Regions from separate parts of the Mus musculus genome. Here region 2 is linked to region 1. A link is a loop called in an ENCODE intact Hi-C map of the cell type or tissue named here. Cell type or tissue: heart. All regions are shown on one strand. Each heading gives the region's core, and the rest is flanking DNA. Links, peaks and the distances in the headings are about the cores only. Region 1 has its middle 9.2 kb from the start of Cd82. Region 2 holds the start of Mir7001 (microRNA 7001).

What was found. A loop is a pair of places that touch in the nucleus more often than their neighbours do. Peaks named below come from ENCODE experiments on the same cell type or tissue, not always from the same donor. Only the 100,000 strongest peaks of a DNase experiment are listed, where the experiment ranks them.
Region 2: a loop joins it to region 1, with 11 times the contacts of the local background. A loop is called at or near these places in 32 of 42 quality-filtered maps.

Annotation. Positions count from the first base shown.
Region 1 is chr2:93,470,274-93,473,176 of GRCm38, forward strand. No RefSeq gene overlaps it. Among named protein-coding and RNA genes, the nearest start is that of Cd82, 9.2 kb to the left of the region's middle. In heart, for the core only: a CTCF peak has its summit at 1,156 (motif pointing left); a DNase peak (open chromatin) is centred at 1,088; H3K4me3 peaks cover 492 bases; H3K27ac peaks cover 431 bases.
Region 2 is chr2:93,419,843-93,422,745 of GRCm38, forward strand. Cd82 (CD82 antigen) reads right to left here. Exons shown (of 10, transcript NM_007656.5): 7 at 1,985-2,086; 8 at 713-913; 9 at 398-481; 10 at 1-100. The coding sequence ends at 23. It overlaps Mir7001 (microRNA 7001), which reads right to left and starts at 2,165; the gene lies at 2,087-2,165. In heart, for the core only: a CTCF peak has its summit at 1,681 (motif pointing right); a DNase peak (open chromatin) is centred at 1,699; H3K27me3 peaks cover 1,014 bases.

The DNA of each region.
Region 1 (2,903 bases), core at 117-2,616:
GAGTGACTCTCAGGCAGCTGTAGCAGCAACAGAAGCCCTTCCCAGAAGGGGCGGAGTCTCAGGAAGGCTGCCTCCTGGAGCTCCTAACACACAGGCAACTCTACTGGAGTCTCTTCTTCCTGGCAAAGATACTTTATAACTGCAGGGAGGAAGGGGTCTTGGGAATCCTGCACCCCGCGGAGCATCAGGAGCCTAGATCGCCTCCCTAGCAGTCTGAATCTTCCCAGCCTCCTTCCTCCCCGCGGGAGGGGAAGTTTCGGTTCAGAGGAAGCAGCTGCACGAAGCTCCCTTAAACAATTTCACGTCCACTCCCCGTCCACCCAGAGGTGGATGAGAAGGTGTAGGAGAGGGAGAAGCAGGAAAGACAGCCCCTGCTCCCCCCAAACACCTGAGCTGGGGGTGGGGTACGCACAGCAGGAGAGCTTTCCCCAAGCCAAACCCAGGGTCAAACAAAATACCCTCAGCCTCCAGCTGGTACTCGCTAATCCCCATGCTCCAGAGAAGGCAGGCCAGCCTGGTCTACATCTGTGGTGTCGGTAGCCCCAAAGCCTATGGTGGGGCCACATAGACGTTTCCTCCCTGAGACTTGAGTTGGGAAAGTTTTGAGTCTGTTGCCAGCATTTAAAAACTGGGAGATTTCACATTAATATTCAACTGTTATGTTTTCTGCGGTGGGAAAAAAGAAAAAGGAAAAGAAAGAAAAAAGGACTCTCTTGATGTGAGCTGGGACTGGGTAACAGCTGCAACCTCTTGGTAGACCCAGGCTGCTGCTGGACAGACAGCCCTGGGCCACAGCCAGACAGAGGGGGCTGCAGTTGGCCCACTCCAGTTGCAACATCCAGGGTCCAGATGGCCATAGCTTCTGAGCCTCTGACACTCACTTCACCCATGTCTCTCCTTTCTGTCACCTGCAGGGTTCCTATGGGACATGAGTTCCTAGAGGAATCCATAGATACTGGTTACCCTTCATACTGTGTCATGCAGTGTTCTGGTGTGGGATGGCTCTCACCCAGGCTGCTTTCTTACCATGTTACCTCTGCACTGGCCCCTCTGTGCTGGTTTCCTCCCCAGTGCTGGTTTCCTCACCCCTGAGCTCTTGCCAGTTACAGGAAATATGAGGGAAACAGCTCCTTGCTCTAAAACGAGGTCATCTACCTCCCCCTAGTGTCCACAGTTGTCAGTGCAGCGAATCTTCTGGCCTGTATCTCTATCATCAGGTGTGTGTGTGTGTGTGTGTGTGTGTGTCTTTTGTGAGAGACAGACAGGGAGACATACAGGGATAAAGACAGAGTTTGTGTTTCTGTGTGTGTTGTCACCTCCTTCAACTAGTTAAGGTCTCATGTTAACTCCCTATGGCTGGGAACCAGAAGAAAGAATTTGGACCCCACCTAAGGCTCCAACTGCAGACATTCTCCCTGTCTCAGACCTTGGTCACACAGGTCAGTGCTGGTCTGTGCACAGCACAGTGCCCTGTGCCTGAGGGTGATCATGGCAAGAAAAATGCAGTTAAAGAACAATTGCAGACACATTTGAGTCATTGAGGGGAGGAGCGGACCTGGGTGGGAGAGGTAGGTTCAAGCCTGGGGTCCAGGAGGGAATCCTCAACCACAAGACAACAGTGCAGAGCAGATGTGACAGGTGTCACTGTGCCCATCCTCTGTCAGGAGCCCCGGGAGGGAAGCGTAAACTGTGGCATGACCACTGCCTGGCACAGCCAGCAGGGCCTAGGAAGCCCCCCGAAGACCCAGTTTCTTCCTGGCATTCCCTTCTAGATCCCAGCCTGGGCAGTGGGTCTGTGGGGCGGGGGAAGCCTGCACTACTGCATCCACACAGCTCTCTAGAGAGCCTAGAACTTGTTAGTCTCCTGCCTCAGTCATCCACGTGCTAAGATGACAGAGTTAAGTCTCCATGGCTAGTTAGATCTGTATTTAAGGACTGTCCTTGCTCTGCAGAGGAGAAAACAGAAGGGGAAAGAAGTTCAAGTCTCTGACGGTGTTCAAGTCCAGTCATCTTGACTCCAGGAGCTGTCAGCCATGTCTGGTCAACCAGTCAGTACCCTCAGTGGCTGGTGTCTGACAACTTCTGGGTCCCCAGAGAGAAGTGTGCAGGACTAAACAGCAAGCCATGAAATCCCAAAACTGTTGAATAAATAGATATTCGTCTCTTTAGGGAGAAATTCATCTCAGGTGTTTTGTCGGAGAGACAGGAAGCAGACTAACACAGCAGGCCTGACTCCAGCCCTCAGAAAGCCTGAACCGAAACCTCTGTCGTGCACACCATGTGCAATGGTCTATTTCTGTTCAAGGAGCCTCTTCTTTGAGCTCCAGACTTCTTGTAAAGCAGTGTCATATGTGGGGCTTTACTGCTGTGAACAGACACCACGACCAAGGCTGCTCTTATAAGGACAACATCTAATTGGGGCTGGCTTACAGGTTCAGAGGTTCAGTCCATTATCATCAAGGCAGGAGCATGGCAGCATCCAGGCAGGCATAGTGCAGGAGGAACTGAGAGTTCTACATCTTCCAAAGGCAGCTAAGAGAAAACTGGCTTCTGGGCAGCTAGGATGAGGGTCTTAAAGCCCACACCCACAGTGAGACACCCACTCCAACAAGGCCACACCTACTCCAACATGGCCACACCCACTCCAATAAGGCCACACCCACTCCAACAAGGCCACACCTCCTAGTAGTGACTCTTCCTGGGCCAAGCTTATACAAACCACCACAAGCAGGAAGAACAAACTCAACACTATGGTGTTATAGACAGATGAGTGAGGTGTGGCCAGGCTTCAGGCTTTGTAAGGTGGGTGTGGTTCAAAAGAAGAGACAGTGAGGACCATGGGGGCGGGGGCGGCAGCTGGCGATGGTGGTGACAGAGATGTTGCTGATGGTGATGCTGGTAAT
Region 2 (2,903 bases), core at 265-2,764, 50 kb before region 1:
GACGGTGGGGACATCAGCAACCTCAGTACTTGGGGACCTTGCTGTAGTCTTCAGAATGAATGTACCGGCACAAACATATGGACAGGAACAACCCCAGCAGCTGTGAAGGACAGAGCAAAGTCAGGAAGGCCCGCCCGGGTCCCAGGACCCTGCCCTGCAGCTCCATACTGGGTCCCAGTCACAACCACCCTGAGGCAGACAGGCAGGCTGCTGAAGGAGGCCCAGAGAGGGACAGTACCCAATCTGACGTCACACAGCCAGATGGGCTGGGGTCAGGGCAGCTCTAGAAGCACATGGACCACTCAGTTCACAGGAAGCAGCAATGCAAGGGCGCGGGGGCGGGGGAGGTATTCGAGACAGAACCCAGGGCACGGCTGCATGGGAGAGAGGGACAGACCTCAATGACAGCAACACCAGCACACACGCCCAGAAGGATGCCGAAGTTCTCCTGAAGCCACGCCTGCGCCTTCTCCATGCAGCCCTGTGGAAAGACTCATGTCAGCCTCTGCACACAGCTGCAGCAGGCCTGCCCAGGACCGGCTCGTGAGCAGGCCCCTCATGGCACCTGTAGACTATGGTGTGAGCAGATGGGGAGGAGGGGACTAACAAGGGAAGGAGGCTGAGTGACGGCCCCGGGCACCTCCAGGAGCTGGGACACCTGTCCCTCTCAGAGTGGCAGAGCCCAGCCCCTGACTGCCAGCTCCACACATACCTCAGTGTTCACAGGCCAATCCTCAGGGTTGTTTTCGCTCACAGTGCTGTTATCAGCCTCACAGAATCCTTTCTTCACAATGAGCTGGTTGTCCTCTTCCTTGATCTTCTCGCAGGAGCATGGGTAAGTGGTCTTGGTAAAGCCCATGAGCTCCTCGTTCTCTGTCCAGTTGTAGTGGCTGACCCAGCCACAGCACTTGACCTGCGCAGTGGCGACACGACAGGTTGCTTGATCGGCCACTCAGCCCATCCTAAGCAGCCCATCTCCAGGTGGAAACTCAGACTGGCCACTTCTGTGCCTCCTGGGGTGGTAGCTGTGTCCCGCTCCCGGGGTGCTGGAGATGCATAGCACCCAAGGGCTGAACTTCAGTGCTGTGTATCAGAAGAGACTTCAAGAGGGACTTCAAGAGGCCTCCAAGAAACAGTACAAACTACCAACACAGTGGAGAGCCAGAATCAGAAGCCGTTAGCATATGCATAGAGCGGAGGAGGCGAGTTCAAGTGAAACACCAGTCAGCACAAGTGGAATGTGTGCAAGGCTGTCAGTCAGGTGGCAAAGGTTGAACATGGGGCTCTCGGGTCATGGGTTCAAACCCCAGTTCTGCCATTTCAAGCTGATCTGAGCTTTCCACAAATGAAGACTAGGAACTAAGGTCCCTAATTGAGTGAGGGGTGAGGCAGACAATGTGCCACATGCTTCCAGAGAGCCCAGTGACAGACCAGTCAAGTCCAAGGCTACCTGCCAGTGTTAAACACAGGCACCTGAGATCTGGGGCAGAGCTTCCTGGTCACTAACGTGAGAAAAGAGACAAGATCAATTCCATTGTTTCCAAAGACAAAATGCTCTATCCAGAGGGCAAGGCTTTCTGGGATGGAAGCTAACACTGTTCTCCGTGGATTCCTTGGAAATCAAATCCCAGGTGGGAGGGAGGATAAGCCATCTCCTGTGCCCAAGCTCTCATCTGCAACAGCCAGAAGGGGGCGCTCCAAGCGAGTGAAGGGAAGCTGAGCTCTAGGCTATTCCCCAGCGGGCAAGAGCTCTGACAGAAAGGCAGAAGGGTAGGTACCACCAGCTCTGCCCCCAGTGAGCGGACAGGCAGGCCTCACTTGTTCTGTGACACCAGGAAGGGACAACCTTTCCAGGGTCAACAAAGAAGAGGCAGCGCTGTGAGCCCAGGAGCCGTCTCCAAGACTGTGCTTAGGGGCCAAGAGCACTTGTGTCCTTTCTCCAAGAGTAACACACCACGTCACTGTCACTCAGACTCATCCTCACCTGCGCCTGCACGTAGTCCCAGGCCTCCTCGCGGCTACTGGTGGCATTGGCAGTGTAGTTGCGAATGATGTCCATCACTGTGTTCCCCATCTCCTTCTTCAGCTGCAGAGGGAGTGTGAGCGTCAGGGCTGGACTTGAACCTGGGCCTCTGGGATGCTCACGCTCACACCCTGCCTCCTCCACCACAGCAATCCCAGGACACGCTCATGGCTGCAGAACATCCACTGTCCTGGTGATCCCTAGTGCCCATTTGCTCAGCGCCAACCCTGTCAGCCATGGCCTACCCTTCGGCAGGCATTTTTCCCTTTTGACACTGAAAGGCCTCCCGTGGCCTCCCACAACTTTCCAGAGACATATCAATGCCCTTCAATGTCCTCTCAGAATTTACAAAGTCCCACGCCGTTTGCCCAGGCCTCCCCAGCCCTGGTTCCCTGGTTCCCTGCTCTTCTGTGCTGTGCTCCATTACACAAGGCCTCGTGCTGCCTCTGTGCTGCCCCTGCTGCTCAGAATGCTGTCCCCCGATGTGAACATGGCAAGCTCCCCTAGCAAACTGCATCTCCTCAGACAGGCTCTACAGAACAGTGTTTTTCCTACCCCTCTGCCGCCTTTCCCTGGCCATCCTTGTCCAGGGCTAAATGATGGTGTCACAGCTCATCCTCTATTTGGGCTTAGGGCAACTTTTCCCAGCTGGGGTGTGGGTGTCGGCTGGGGGCAGCTAGGTGTGGGTACAGAAAATAAACCCACTTGCCCCATGGTTAGTCGTCACAGGGGCTGGGGGACAGTGAAAGTAAGAGGCACAGCATGTTCAATTTCTTACTTTTGTGGAATTGTCTGCAGTCTCTCAGGAAAGCCCTGAGACTGCAGGCAAGCAGCCCAGGAACCCCAACCAGAAGACCTCCTAAGCCTCAGCCAGAGCCTC